Regions from separate parts of the Homo sapiens genome. Here regions 1 and 3 are each linked to region 2. A link is an interaction called in ENCODE POLR2A ChIA-PET data of the cell type or tissue named here. Cell type or tissue: CD4-positive, alpha-beta T cell. All regions are shown on one strand.

Region 1 (5,000 bases), 73 kb before region 2:
CAAATATTTACTTAGCACCTCCTAGAGGGGCCCGAGTGGAGAGCACGCCAGTCGGCCCCTGCTGCAGGGACACCTATGGTCTGGGGCCAGAGACAATAGTTAATTTTTATTTATATATGTATTTATTTTTGAGTCAGGGTCTCACTCCTGTCACCCGGGCCGGCGTGCAGTGGCGCGATCACAGCTCACTGCAGCCTCGACTTCCCGGGCTCAAGTGATCCTCCTGCCTCAGCCTCCCGAGTAGCTGGGACTACAGGGCGCACCACCACGCCCGGCTAATTTGTGTTTTTAGTAGATATGAGGTTTCACTATGTTGCCCAGGCTGGTGTTTTTTGTTTGTTATTTGTGTTTGGCTTTTAAATACAGATTTTTTTTTTTATGTTGGGGTTCTTGCTTTGTTGCCCAGGCTGGTCCCGAATTCCTGGGCTCAACGGATCCTTCTGCCTTGGCCTCCAAAAGTGCTGGGATTACAGGCGTGAGCTCCTGCTCTCCGCCAATAGTTAAATCTTTTTAGAGTGGTAGAGGACTGACCAGATGAGCCATTGAAACGGAAAGGCAAAAAGCCGGGCGCGGTGGCTCACACCTGTAATCCCAGCACTCTGGGAGGCTGAGGTGGGCGGATCACGAGGTCAGGAGTTCAAGACCAGCCTGACCAACATGGTGAAACCCCGTCTCTACCAAAAATATAAAAAATTAGCCGGGCGAGGTGGCGGGCGCCTGTAGTCCCAGCTACTCGGGAGGCTGAGGCAGGAGAATGGCGTGAACCCCAGGGGGCGGAGCCTGCAGTGAGCCGAGATTGCGCCACTGCACTCCAGCCTGGGCGACAGCGAGACTCCGTCTCAAAAAAAAAAAAAAAAAAAAAAAAATTAGCTGCGCCTGGTGGCACGCACCTGTAATCCCAGCTACTCAGGAGGCTGAGACAGGAGAATCGCTTGAACCCAGGAGGCGGAGGTCGCAGGAGCCGAGATCGCGCCATTGTACTCCAGCCTGGGCAACAGAGTGAGACTCTGTCTCAAAAAAAAAAAAAAAAGAAAAGAAAAGAAAAGAAAAAGAAACGCAAAGGCAGGGAGGGCCTCCCTGAAGAGGTGACATTTGATTTGAGACCTAAAGGTGAGGGAGGGAGACTTGTGGTTATATGGGGAAAAGCACACCAGCTGGGAGGCACAGCAGATGCTAAGGCCCAGAGGTGAGAGCGTGCCTGGTGTGGTACAGAGCAGGGGAGAGCAGGTAGGTGGGGTATCAGGATGGCAATTGTGCAAATCAAGCCATGGCTTTTTTATTTATTTATTTATTTTAATTTTTTTTTAATTTTTTTTTTGAGACGGAGTCTCACTCGCCCAGGCCAGAGTGCAGTGGCGCTATCGCGGCTCACTGCAAGCCCCGCCTCCCGGGTTCACGCCATTCTCCTGCCTCAGCCTCCCGAGTAGCTGGGACTACAGGCGCCCGCCACCGTGCCCGGCCTTTTTTTTTTTTTTTTTTTTTTTTTGAGACAGAGTCTTGCTCTGTCGCCCACGCCCGACCAGGCCATGGCTTTAATAAGATAGGAATGCCGAGCGAAGTGGCTCACACCTGTAATTCCAACATTTTGGGAAGCTGAGGCGGGTGGATCACCTGAGGTGGGGAGTTCGAGACCAGACTAGCCAACATGGTGAAATCCCATCTCTATTAAAAAATACAGGCCGGGCGCAGTGGCTCACGCCTGTAATCCCAGCATTTTGGGAGGCCGTGGCGGGCGGATCACGAGGTCAGGAGATTGAGACCATCCTGGCTAATACGGTGAAACACCGTCTCTACTAAAAATACAAAAAATTAGCCAGGCGTGGTGGCGGGCGCCTGTAGTCCCAGCTACTTGGGAGGCTGAGGCAGGAGAATGGTATGAACCCGGGAGGCGGAGCTTGCAGTGAGCCGAGATCACGCCACTGCACTCCAGCCTGGGCGACAGAGCAAGACTCTTGTCTCAAAAAAAAAAAAAAATTAAGCCAGGCGCGGTGGCTCACGCCGGTAATCCTAGCACTTTGGGAGGCCAAGGCGGGCGGATAATGAGGTCAGGAGTTTGAGACCAGCCTGACCAACATGGTGAAACCCCGTCTCTACTAAAAATAACAATAATTAGTGGGGCATGGTGGCGCACGCCTGTAATCCCAGCTACTCAGCAGGCTGAGGCAGGAGAATCGCTTGAACCTGGGAGGTGGAGGTTGCAGTGAGCCGAAATCGCGCCACTGCACTCCAGCCTGGGCGACAGAGCGAGACTCCGTCTCAAAAAAACAAAAACAAAAACAAAAATTAAGCCAGGCGCAGTGGCTCATGCCTGTAATCCCAGCACTTTGGGAAGCCGAGGCGGGCAGATCATGAGGTCAGGAGTTCGAGACCAGCCTGGCCAACATGGTGAAACCGGTCTCTACTAAAAATACAAAAATTAGCTAGGTGTGGTGATGGGCGCCTGTAATCCCAGCTACTCGGGAGGCTGAGGCAGAAGAATCGCTTGAACCCGGGAGGCGGAGGCTGCAGTGAGCCGAGATCGCACCACTGCACTACTCCAGCCTTGGCGACAGACTGAGACTCCGTCTCAAACAAAACAAACAAACAAACAGACAAAAAAAGCCAGGCGTGATGGTGGGCGACTACGACTATAATCCCAGCTACTCGGGAGGCTGAGGCAGGAGAATTGCCTGAACCTGGGAGGCGGAGGTTGCAGTGAGCCGAGATCGCGACACTGCACTCCAGCCTGGGCTACAGTGAGACTGTCTCAAAAAAAAAAAAAGAAAAAAGAAAAAAGGAAAAAAGAAGCGATGCTAACACGCGCCCTCTAGCGGCTACTGGGGGAACAGACCGTGGAGGTGGGAAGCAAAGGCAACAGCAGAGGACCAGGGCCATGACCCGGGACTGAGGAATGGACTGACACGTGTTACCCACTCCCATTGCAGCACTTCAGTAATGTCCCCAAACAAGCACATAGGCAGCGGCTAGATTCATCTTTTTAATGACATCCTAAAATTCAGAGGAGGGGCCAGCGGGACCTCTGGGCTCAGCGGCTGTGAAGGAGGGACCCGCAACACCCGCTAAGGCAGGTAATTGCAAGAAGGCACTCGCGAGGAGGACTTCAAGCCCCTCTTCTATTTCTTCATATAAAATCAGGGGGATGGGGAAAGCTCCAAGGGCGAGGGAAGCAGAGAGAGTTTCTCTCCCAGCCTATGGAATAAGGAAGAGGTGAGGAAGGGGCGGGTGCTGGGAGCAAGAAACTGCCAAGTCCAGGACCTGCCCTCACACAGACACACACAGCCCGCACCTGCCCTCCCTCTAAAATCTGCATCCGGGGCTGTAAGGAAGCCCCGTGTTCAAGCCCCCATCTCTTCTCCCTTCTAGCTGGTACGAAGTTGGTAATCTGCAGAGAAAGAATGAGGAGGGGCCATCTCAGAAATGGGGAGAGGGGGGCCGGGCACGGTGACTCACGCTTATAATCCCAGCACTTTGGGAGGTCGAGGCAGGTGGATCACTTGAGGTCAGGGGTTCGAGACCAGCCTGGCCAACATGGTGAAACCCCATGTCTATTAAAAATACAAAAATTAGCTGGGTATGATGGTGCACACCTGTAATCCCAGCTACTAGGGAGGCTGAGGCAGAAGAATTGCTTGAACCCAGGAGGTGGAGGTTGCAGTGAGCTGAGATTGCGCCACTGCACTCCAGCCTGGGCGACAGAGTGAGATTCCATCTCAAAAAAGAAAAGAAATGGGGAGGGGTGAAGGAAGAGGGACAGCCTCCCACAGCCCCTCAATTCATCCCCTATCCCAGCACTCATGATCAACAAGGCTAAGAATGGGGCTAAACACAGGTACTGTAACCATAGAAACAAGGCAGTTTCCAGGCAGCAGATGGAGGTGCTATATGTTCAGCCCCTTCTCCAAACTCGCGACCACCCTAGAACTGACGCTGACAACTGTCCCTGCTTTTTTTTCCTTTTTTTTTTTTTTTTTTTTTGAGCCAGGGTCTCACTCTTGCCCAGGATGGAGTGCAGTGGTGCAATCACAGCTCACTACAGCCTCGACCTCCTGGGCTCAGGCGATCCTCCCACCTCAGCCTCCTGAGTTGCTGGGACTACAGGTGTGCACATCACACCTGGCTAATTTTTATATTTTTTGTAGTGAAGGGGTTTTGCTGTGTTGCCAAGGCTGGTCTGGAACTCCTGAGCTCAAGCGGTCCTCCCACCTCAGCCTCCCAAAGTGCTGGAATTACAGATGTGAGCCACCACACCCAGCCAACTGCCCCCATTTTAAAGACGTGCAAACCAAGGCCCAGGGTGCCATGACAAGAAGGGGCAGTTTGCTTTCTTTTTCATTTTTTGAGACAGGGTTTCTGTCGACCAGGCAGGAGTGCAGTGGCACGATCTCAGCTCACTGCAACCTCCACCTCCCGGGTTCAAGCAATTCTGCCTCAGCTTCCTGAGTAGCTTGGATTATAGGCATACACCACCACACCCGGCTAATTTTTGTATTTTTAGTAGAAACAGGGTTTCACCATGTTGGCCAGGTTGGTCTCGAACTCCCGGCCTCAAGAGATCCACCCGCCTTGGCCTCCCAAAGTGCTAGGATTACACACCTGAACCATCACACCTGACCCTTGTTGGTTTTCTGAGCCAGAATGTGGTGAAAGCCTCGAGTCCCTACCCACTGCCTTTCCCTCACCCCATTGTCCCCAGGAGCTGGGCTGCCTTACCGCCACTCTGGGTGATGTAGCGAACCCAGGGCAGGGCCTGGTAACCACTTTTCTCAATGATCTTCATGTATCGGACCTGGAAGGGAATGAAAAGAGGTGGTCCAGGATTGCAGGAGGGAGGAGGCCAGGGCCAGGGAGAAAGAGACGGCTTAGGCCAAGCGGCTATGTGGCACAGGCTGGGATCGATGAGGGGATATCACATGGTCTTAGGGGGATGAGGTGGCACAGGCAACGGAATGGTGAATGGCTTTGGAGGTGGAGAAGGGACAGAAGTGAACAAGCCGGTGGGG
Region 2 (5,000 bases):
GGGGGTGAGGGGTTGGGATGTCACTAATCCAAAGAGGGTTTCTCAGCAGGGGAAGGATGTGGTCCCAGCATAGGATGGACTCAGGGGGTGGGGGCTGCTCTGGGAAGGACACGGAGCAGGGACAGCTCGTTTCTCCTTGCCCAGACGGTGATCGTTGGCTCCTACTTGATTGCACACGGTTTCTTCAGCGTCTATGGCATGTGTGTGGACACGCTGTTCCTCTGCTTCTGTGAGTGACCCCTCACCCCAAACCTTGCTGGGCCCCGAATCCCTTCTTTCCACTGGGCATCACATCACCCTCCAACGGGGCAACACGCTTGCCTGCCCCCAGCTTCCCCAGGGCTTGGCTGTCCCTCGTCCTGGGTCCCCAGCCTGTCTTCCTGGTTTCCTTTTGCGCTTAGAAGCAGCTCCGACCTCCTGTCCACTGGCCCAGGCTGCAGCCTGGACGCTGCCCTGGAGCCCGCCCGCGCTTCGCAGTTTCTGGCTTTGACTGGGGGGAGGGGATCTGTGGCTGCCACTAACTCTGGTCTCTCCATCTGTTTTTTTTGTTTGTTTTTTTCTTCTCTCTTCCTCTCCTCCATGCCTGCTGGCTTCCCTGTTCTTCCCTGCCTCCCTCTTTCCCTCCCTTCCCGACCACCCCATTTTCCCCCTGCCGGTTCCCGGGGGGAGCCCAGGTGAGGACCTGGAAAGGAATGACGGCTCTCAGGAGCGACCCTACTTCATGTCGCCCGAGCTGAGAGACATCCTGTTGAAGGGGAGTGCGGAGGAGGGGAAGCGGGCAGAAGCCGAGGAGTAGAGAGTGAGGGAGACTGGCGTGGGGGCCAGGTTTCCTCCATGTAGACTGGGGGTGCATGAAGCGGGGGGGTTCCTGGCCTGCGAGTGTGGGGATCCTGTGTGTCCCTCGGAGCCCACTACAGTCTGCCCCTCTCTGGTCCCAGTGTGTCTGCTTTCTAACCCTCTGAGGCTTCTCTGTGACCCTCATCCACCTACCCTGTCCTTGAGGCCCCTGCCCGTGGGCTCCCCTCATGCCTCCTGCTCTGGGACCTCTCTCCACAGTGGAGGACCTGGAGAGGAATGACGGCTCGGCCGAGAGGCCTTACTTCATGTCTTCCACCCTCAAGAAACTCTTGAACAAGACCAACAAGAAGGCAGCGGAGTCCTGAAGGCCCCGTGCTCCCCACCTCTCAAGGAGTCTCATGCCGCAGGGTGCTCAGTAGCTGGGTCTGTTCCCCCAGCCCCTTGGGCTCACCTGAAGTCCTATCACTGCCGCTCTGCCCCTCCCCATGAGCCAGATCCCACCAGTTTCTGGACGTGGAGAGTCTGGGGCATCTCCTTCTTATGCCAAGGGGCGCTTGGAGTTTTCATGGCTGCCCCTCCAGACTGCGAGAAACAAGTAAAAACCCATTGGGGCCTCTTGATGTCTGGGATGGCACGTGGCCCGACCTCCACAAGCTCCCTCATGCTTCCTGTCCCCCGCTTACACGACAACGGGCCAGACCACAGGAAGGACGGTGTTTGTGTCTGAGGGAGCTGCTGGCCACAGTGAACACCCACGTTTATTCCTGCCTGCTCCGGCCAGGACTGAACCCCTTCTCCACACCTGAACAGTTGGCTCAAGGGCCACCAGAAGCATTTCTTTATTATTATTATTTTTTAACCTGGACATGCATTAAAGGGTCTATTAGCTTTCTTTCCGTCTGTCTCAACAGCTGAGATGGGGCCGCCAAGGAGTGCCTTCCTTTTGCTCCCTCCTAGCTGGGAGTGACGGGTGGGAGTGTGTGTGCCCAGGTGGGGGTGTCTCCTGGCTGGGAAGGAGGGAAAGGGAGGGAGAGTTTTGCGGGGGTTGGCAGTGGAGAGCAGGCTGGAGAGGAGATGGCTAATAGCTGTTTAATGGAAACCTGCTGGGCTGGAGGGAGTTAGGCTGAATTTCCCGACTTCCTCTGCCAGTTATTGACACAGCTCTCTTTGTAAGAGAGGAAAGAAACTAAACCCACCCAAGGGATGATGTCAGGGGGAGAGGTGGAGGGCAGATGTCCTGGGCAAACCGGGCCCCTCTGCCCACACACCTCACTTGATCCTTTTGCCAAACTTGTCAAACTCAGGGGAACTGGCTTCCCAGTTGCCCCTTTGCCATATTCCAAGTCCCCCTCAGACTTCATGTCTCTGCTCATCAGCACTGTCCCAGGATCCTGGAGAGGGAGAACTCCTGGCCCCAGGGGAAAGAGGGGGGGGTCTCCCGTTTCCTGTGCCTGCACCAGCCCTGCCCCCATTGCGTCTGCACACCCCTGCGTGTAACTGCATTCCAACCACTAATAAAGTGCCTATTGTACAGGTCCAGGCCTGGTGTGTTTGTTGGGGGCAGTGAGCCAGTGGCGGCTGGTAGGGGGAACCCCAGCTTCCAAGGCCCTAGGAGTCTCTGAACTAGGGCGATTCTCTCAAAGGGAACGAGGAGGGGGCAGGAAACCCACTGGCTGCTGGCTCTGCCTGAATTCCAACCTTCAGGCAGCTCAGATTTCCCGATTAGGCTCTAATCCCTGGACTCCAGAAGGCAGAGGCAGCCTGTCCACCTCCGCCATCACCCATCCTGGACACACGCCCCCAGGCCTCCCCTCTCTCAGGGCCCAGGCACCTGAGGTCCTGCAGTCACTATGCTCCCCAGCTACTTTGGATCTGCGAAGGGACTGACTGCCCTTGGGGTGGGCCCCACTGCCTGGAAGCTCGCTGCTGCCCCCTCGTGCCAGCTGCCAGTGTCAGTCACCTCCAGGCAATCCGCCCCAACATTTCAATTCTTTCCACCTCCTCTCAGGGAATTTTTCTTCAATATCCACTTTTTTTTTTTTTTTTTTTTTTCAGACAGTCTTGCCCTGTCACCCAGGGTGGAGGGCAGTGGTGCGATCTCGGCTCACTGCAACCTCCACCTCCCGGGTTCCAGCGATTCTTCTGCCTCAGCCTCCCGAGTAGTTGGGATTACAGGTGCCTGCCACCACGCCTGGCTAATTTTTTGTGTTTTTAGTAGAGACCAGGTTTCGCCATGTTGGGCAGGCTGGTCTCAAATTCCTCACTTCAGGTGATCCGCTGGCCTCGGCCTCCCAAAGTGCTGGGATTACAGGCGTGAGCCACCTGGCCCAGCCTTTTTTTTTTTTTTTTTTTTTTGAGACAGGATCTCACTCTGGCTGAAGCTAAAGTGCAGTGGTGCAATCATGGCTCACCACAGCCTCAGGTGATCCTCCCATCTTAGCCTCCCGAGTAGCTGGGACTACAGGTACACACCACCACACCTGACTAATTTTTGTATTTTTTGTAGAGATTGATTTTTACCATATTGCCCATGCTGGTTTTTTTTGTTTGTTTGTTTGTTTTTTGAGACAGAGTCTCCCTTTGTGGCCCAGGCCACAGTGCATAGTGCCACAGTGCAGTGGCACAGTCTCAGCTCACTAAACCTCCTGGATTCAAGTGATTCTCGTGCCTCAGCCTCCTGAGTAGCTGGGATTACAGGCGCGTACCACCACATCCAGCTAATTTTTGTAGTTTTAGTAGAGACGGGGTTTCACCATGTTGGCTAGCCTGGTCTCAAACTCCTGACCTCATGTGATCCACCTGCCTCGGCCTCCCAAAGTGCTGGGATTACAGGCATGAGCCACCAAGCCTGGCCAGCATTTTTGTTTGTTTGTTTCCAAGAAGGCATTTGAACCCAGGTCTTGGCTCCAGAGTCCTCAAGTTCTACCCTATGCTGGCACTGACCCCTTCCTCGATGCCTTTGTTTCCCTGGATCCTTTGAATCTGGCATTTTATTCAGCCCCAGCTCCTGTTACCATGCCCACCTAAAAAATAGCTCCTGGCGGCCGGGTGCGGTGGCTCATGCCTGTAATCCCAGCACTTTGGGAGGCTGAGGCGGGTGAATCATGAGGTCAGGAGTTTGAGACCAGCCTGGCCAACATGGTGAAAACCTGCTGCTACTAAAAATACAAAAATTAGCCAGGCATGGTGGCACATGCCTGTAATCCCAGCTACTCGGGAGGCTGAGGCAGGAGAATCGCTTGAACCCAGGAGGCAGAGGTTGTGGTGAACCAAGATGACACCATTGCACTCCAGCCTGGGCAACAGAGCAAAACTCTGTCTCAGAAAAAAAAAGAAAGAAAGAAAAAGATTTGTGGTACGATACATATAGCATAAAATTTGCCATCTCCATCTCTTTCTTATTTATTAAGCCACTGGGTCTCACTATGTTACCTGGGCTGGCCTTGAGCTCCCGGACTGAAGGGATCATCCCGCCTCAGCCTCCCAAGTAGCTGGGATGACAGGCACTCGCCACTGTGCCTGGTTTATGTTTAATTTTTTGAGGAACCACCATAGTGTTTTCTGGCTTCATGCTTTGGCTCCACTTCTGGGTTGGCTTCACTCTCTGCCAAGTTCCTTTATCTGGGTATATTCCCTGCCTCCAACCACACTGTGCTGTGATAGTTAATTTTAGGTGTGAACTTGGCTGGATTAGAAAATACTCAGATTTGAGCTGTGATGTGGTAAAAATAAGACAAAGAAAAAAAAAAAAACAGTGGCTGGGCTCCGTGGCTCACGCCTGCAATCAGCACTTTGGGAGGCCGAGGTGGGCAGATCGCTTGAGCTTGAATTCGAGACCAGCCTGGGCAACATGTGGAAAGCTTGTCTCAACAAAAACTATGAAAATTAGCAGGGTGTGGTGGTCATGCACATGTTGTCCCAGCTACTCAGTAGGATGAAGTGAGAAGGTCACTTTAGCTCAGGGGGTGGAGGGTGCAGTGAGCTGAGATCACACTACTGTGCTCCAGCCTGAGCGACAGAGCAACACGTCTGATAAAGCATTATTTCTGGGTGAGCGCCATCCAACTTGCTGGGGCTCCGACAGAACAGAAAAAGGAGAGAAAGCATTTTCCTCCTCAGAACTGGGACACTCTTCTCCTCCTGTCTTGACACTCCAAGACTTATACCAGTGATCCCTGGTTCTCAGGCCTTCGGCCTTGGAC
Region 3 (5,000 bases), 64 kb before region 2:
CACTTTACCAGGCTAATTTTTGTATTTTTTGTAGAAACAGGGTTTCGCCCTGTTGCCCAGGCTGGTCTCAAAGTCCTGGGCTTAAGTGATCTAACCACCCCGGCCTCCCAAAGTGCTGGGATTACAGGTGTGAGCCACCGCACCCACCCGAGATCATGCATTGTTAATAAGCATTCCCCCAAGGCCCACCTTGACCATGATCTCCACGCGGCTGTGGGAGAACTTCTCAATGACAGACTCAATCCAGATCAGTGGCTTGACCTGTGGGAAGAAGAAGGGGAGAGTTCTTGGAGACTCCATGTTGACTCTCTTCTTTTTTTTTTTTTTTTTTTCTTTCTTTGAGACAGAGTCTCGCTTCTTCGCCCAGGCTGAAGTGCCATGGCGTGATCTTGGCTCACTGCAACCTGCACCTCCTGGACTAAAGCAATTCTCGGCCGGGAGCGGTGGCTCACGCCTGTAATCCCAGCACTTTGGGAGGCCAAGGTGGGCGGATCACGAGGTCAGGAGATCGAGACCATCCTGGCTAACACGGCGAAACCCCGTCTCTACTAAAAATGCAAAAAATTAGCTGGACACGGTGGCATGCGCCTATAGTCCCAGCTACTCGGGACGCTGAGGCAGGAGAATGGCGTGAACCTGGGAGGCGGAGCTTGCAGTGAGCCGAGATAGCGCTACTGCACTCCAGCCTGGGTGAAAGAGCCAGACTCCGTCTCAAAAAAATAATAATAATAAAAATTAAAAAAAACAAATAAAGCAATTCTCCTGCCTCAGCCTCCCCAGTACCTGGGATTACAGCATGTGCCACCATGCCCAGCTAATTTTTGTATTTTTAGTAGAGACAGGGCTTCACCCTGTTGGCCAGGCTGGTCTCGAACTCCTGTCCTCAAGTGATCCACCCGACTCAGCCTCCAAAATTGTTGGGATTACAGGCGTGAGCCACTGCGCTGGGCCCAGGGTCGCTCTTCAGCCTACCCCAACCTACTCCACCCAGATGGGGCTGGACCCTGCCTCACCTGGGTGCTGAGGCGGTATGACATGAGCTCAAAGTCACCATCAGGCGGGATGAAGGAGATGGTGCGGTCGTTGTCAAAGCGAGAGAGCCGCACGCACTGGTGGAATTTTACATCCTCCAGCTCTACTGATTTGTTCTTGCTGCCTGAAACTCAGAGTGGAGAGTGGAGAGTGACCCTGGGAACCAGGAAAGGATCCCTATCCCCACCTTTCCTGCCGACCACTGTCACCTATTTCACATATGGGGAAACTGGGGCCCAGAGAGAATGAGCAAAAACTGGCACAGTAGAGCTGGAATCTGAACCTAGTATCTGTACAGGATCTGGCTTGGTTTTTTTTTTTTTTTTTTTTTTTTTGAGACAGAGTTTCACTCTTGTTGCCCAGACTGGAGTGCGATGGCACGTCTTGGCTCACCGCAACCTCCACCTCCCGAGTTCAAGCCATTCTCCTGCCTCAGCCTACTGAGTAGATAGGATTACAGGAATGTGCTACCACCCCCGGCTAATTTTGTATTTTTAGTAGAGACGGGGTTTCTCCATGTTGGTCAGGCTGGTCTCAAATTCCCAACCTCAGGTGATCCTCCCTCCTCGGCCTCCCAAAGTGCTGGGATTACAGGCGTGAGCCACTGTATACCCGGCAGTGTCTGGCTTTTAAATATGATGCTGAGGCCTGGCGTGGTGGCTCACGCCTGTAATCCCCGAACTATGGGAGGCTGAGATGGGCGGATCACAAGGTAAAGAGATCGAGACCATCCTGGCCAACATGGTGAAACCTCGTCTCCACTAAAAATACAAAAAAAATTAGCTGGGCGTGGTGGCTGGTGCCTATAGTCCCAGCTACTCAGGAGGCTGAGGCAGGAGAATAGCTTGAACCCAGGAGGCGGAGGTTGCAGTGAGCTGAGATCATGCCACTGCACTCCAGCCGGGTGACGGAGCGAGACTCCATCTTAAATCAATCAATCAGTCAATAAATAAGATGCTGAGCCAGGCACAGTAGTTCACACCTGTAATCCTAGCACTTTGGGAGGATTGCTTGAGGCCAGGAGTTTAGACCAGACTGGGCAACATAGCGAGACCCCCGTCTCTATAAAAAATTTAAAAAGTAGGTGGTCCATGCCTGTAGTCCCAGCTACTCGAGAGGCTGAGGTGGGAGGATCAGTTGAGCCTCGGAGGTCAAGGCTGCAATGAGCTATGATCACACCACTGCACTCCAGCCTGGGTGACAGAGCGAGACCCCATCCCAAAATAAATAAATAAATAAGATGCTATTCTGTCTCCTCCTCCCAGTAGGATGTCATCTCTGTAAGAACGCGGGTTTGTCTTTTTCTTCACTGCTGTGTCCTCAGAGCCTAAAACTGCACCTGGCACCCAATAGTCGCTCAATCATGAAACAGCCTTTGCAGTCAGCCAATGGCTGCAATACTGGCCGTGATCAGCAGATGGTGAGCGAGCGCTTATTTCAAAACGGGCTGCGATTCTCTTAAGTCCCCACGTGGGGCGGGTTTGCGACTCCCCTGTGCATTTCTCAGAAGAAAGGTCCCCTAAATGCTTACGGCCAGTGAGCTCGAAGAGCACGCGGTCATTGAGGCCCAGCCGCAGCTCTGGCATTCCTGACAGAAACACCTTGAGCTTGATGGTACCGACGATTTCGCTCAGAAGGACGCTGCCGTTGGCATTGACCTGAGGGAGGACGTTGGGTATAGTTAGCAGGCATCAAACTCCGTCTCCTGCAGCCAGGCCGTGGAAGGGGTGCCGGGGAGGTGTGCAGGCTCACCAGCAGGTTGACAGACTCTATGACATCAATGAAGACCTCGTTCTTCTTATACTTGATACCCTCGGAGCGCCAGGACACAGCGTTGGTGACAGTGGGTGGCACCCGTGACTTGCCCGTCTCCAGCTTGTTGCTCTGCTGAGTGATGTACCTGGAGGGAGGGCGGCAGGGACAAGCAGCTGGACCCAGGGACACCTCCGTGGACCTCCTCCAGTTCCTTACACCCACAGTCCAGCCCATGGCTGCCTCCAGGGGTCCACTCACTCCTGCAGGATCTTGCTGTCGGTGGTCTGCGGGAAGCCAAAGTCCATGAGCTCGTCCAGCAACTCGTAGACGATGACAAAGTTGTCCCGGATGCTCTCCTCCTCCAGCTCCTTGAAGTATTCGCAGAATACCTGGGGGTTGGAGGAGAGAGAGACCCACAAAAGTGTGGCTATGGGTTGGGCATAGTAGCTCATGCCTGTAACCCCAGCACCTTGGGAGGCCAAGGCACGAGGATCACTTAAGGTCATGAGTTCAAGACCAGCCTGGGCAATATAGTGAACCCCTATCTCGTTTTTTCTTTTTTCTTTTTTTTTTCGAGACAGTCTCGCACTGTCACCCAGGCTGGAGTGCAGTGGCACTATCTCGGCTCACTGCAACTCCTGCCTCCGGGGTTCAAGCGATTCTCCTGCCTCAGCCTTCTGAGTAGCTGGGACTACAGGCACGCACTACCAGGGCCAGCTAATATTTGTATTTTTAGTAGAGACGGGGTTTCACAATGTTGGCCAGGATGATCTCGATCTCTTGATCTCGTAATCCGCCCACTTTGGCTTCCCAAAGTGCTGGGATTATGGCATGAGCCACCGGTGCCCGGCCATGAGCCCCTATCTCTAACAACAACAACAAAAATTTTAATAGGAGTTCGAGGCTGCAGTGAGCCATGAGGATGCTACTGCACTCCAGCCTGCGTAACAGAATAAGCCCCTGTCTCAAAAAGAAAAAAGGCCGGGCATGGTGGCTCATGCCTGTAATCCCAACAATGGGAGGCCAAGGGAGGCAGCTCACTTGAGGTCAGGAGTTTGAGACCAGCTGGCCAACATGGCAAAACCCCGTCTATACTAAAAATACAAAAATTAGCCAGGCATGGTGGCACCTGCCTGTAATTGCAGCTACTAGGGAGGCTGAAGCAGGAGAATCACTTGAACCCAGGAGGTAGAGGTTGCAGTGAGCTGAGATTGTGCCACTGCACTCCAGCCTGGGCAACAAAGTGAGACCCTGTCTCAAAAGAAAAAACAAAAAAGAAAAAAGAAAAAGTGTACTGAATGCTTGAAAAATTAGGCAAAAAAGGGCAGGTATGGTGGCTTCTTTTTTTTTTTTTGAGACTAAGTCTCACAGTGTTGCCCAGGCTGGAGTGCAGTGGCGAGATCTTGGCTCACCACAACCTCTGCCTTCCAGGTTCAGGTGATTCTCCTGCCTCAACCTTCCCCGTAGCTGGGATTACAGGCAGGTGCCACCATACCCGGCTAATTTTTGTATTTTTAGTAGAGAAGGGGTTTCTGCATGTTGGCCAGCCTGGTCTCGAACTCCTGGCCTCAAGCAATCCGCCCACCTTAGCCTCCCAAAGTACTGGGATTACAGGCATGAGCCACTGTGCCTGGCCTTTTTCTTTTTTTTTTTAAGCACAGAGACAAGAAGTCACTTGCTCAAGGTCACACAGTGAGGAAGCAGGGAAGCTGGGATTGGATGCCAAGTCCTTGGGCTTAGCTGAGCCGTATGCTCTCTGAGACATTCTTGGTCCCTGTCCTTTAGGGAGAGATGACTTCATAAGCAGCTGATGAGATGCAGAGTGATGGGGCTTTGATGGCGGATGCACAGAGACTCAAACAAGGCCCCAGGGAAGGGGTGAGCGTGGTGGCTCCCATGCTTTGGGAGGCCAAGGCAGTAGGATTGCTTCAATCCAGAAGTTCTAGACCAGCCTGGGCAATATAGCAAGACCCCATCTCTACCAGAAAAAAAAAAAAGGGAAGACCCAGGGAGATCTGGGAAGGCTTCCTATCAGAAAAGGATCTTGAATCTTGAAAGAGGCGGGCAAGAGGGATAGACGGATAGACCAGTTAGCCAATGGGAGGCTAGTACCTACCTCTATTGTCTTATACAGGAAGGAGTACACCAGGGAGGCATTGGCATTCTTCGATGTGGTGGCCACCACTGGGGCAGCAAGGTTAAGGAAAAGGTGC

Evidence for each region. Peaks named below come from ENCODE experiments on the same cell type or tissue, not always from the same donor. Only the 100,000 strongest peaks of a DNase experiment are listed, where the experiment ranks them.
Region 1: POLR2A ChIA-PET joins it to region 2 with 10 read pairs; 30 of 35 experiments call an interaction of 5 or more read pairs at or near these places.
Region 3: POLR2A ChIA-PET joins it to region 2 with 36 read pairs; 30 of 35 experiments call an interaction of 5 or more read pairs at or near these places.

The regions. Positions count from the first base shown.
Region 1 is chr19:10,569,707-10,574,706 of GRCh38, forward strand. AP1M2 (adaptor related protein complex 1 subunit mu 2) reads right to left here. Exons shown (of 12, transcript NM_005498.5): 11 at 4,711-4,786; 12 at 2,965-3,382. The coding sequence ends at 3,360. Among named protein-coding and RNA genes, the nearest start is that of CDKN2D, 3.2 kb to the left of the region's middle. In CD4-positive, alpha-beta T cell, CTCF peaks have their summits at 2,818 (motif pointing left) and 3,023; DNase peaks (open chromatin) are centred at 1,152 and 2,805.
Region 2 is chr19:10,642,223-10,647,222 of GRCh38, forward strand. SLC44A2 (solute carrier family 44 member 2 (CTL2 blood group)) reads left to right here. Exons shown (of 22, transcript NM_020428.4): 21 at 145-229; 22 at 1,057-2,335. The coding sequence ends at 1,163. Among named protein-coding and RNA genes, the nearest start is that of ILF3-DT, 9.1 kb to the right of the region's middle. In CD4-positive, alpha-beta T cell, CTCF peaks have their summits at 2,767 (motif pointing left) and 2,969; DNase peaks (open chromatin) are centred at 1,439 and 2,719; H3K27ac peaks cover 845 bases.
Region 3 is chr19:10,578,703-10,583,702 of GRCh38, forward strand. AP1M2 (adaptor related protein complex 1 subunit mu 2) reads right to left here. Exons shown (of 12, transcript NM_005498.5): 3 at 4,904-4,971; 4 at 3,046-3,176; 5 at 2,785-2,932; 6 at 2,564-2,690; 7 at 1,014-1,156; 8 at 190-261. Among named protein-coding and RNA genes, the nearest start is that of AP1M2, 6.1 kb to the right of the region's middle. In CD4-positive, alpha-beta T cell, CTCF peaks have their summits at 2,483 and 2,684; DNase peaks (open chromatin) are centred at 2,479 and 2,999.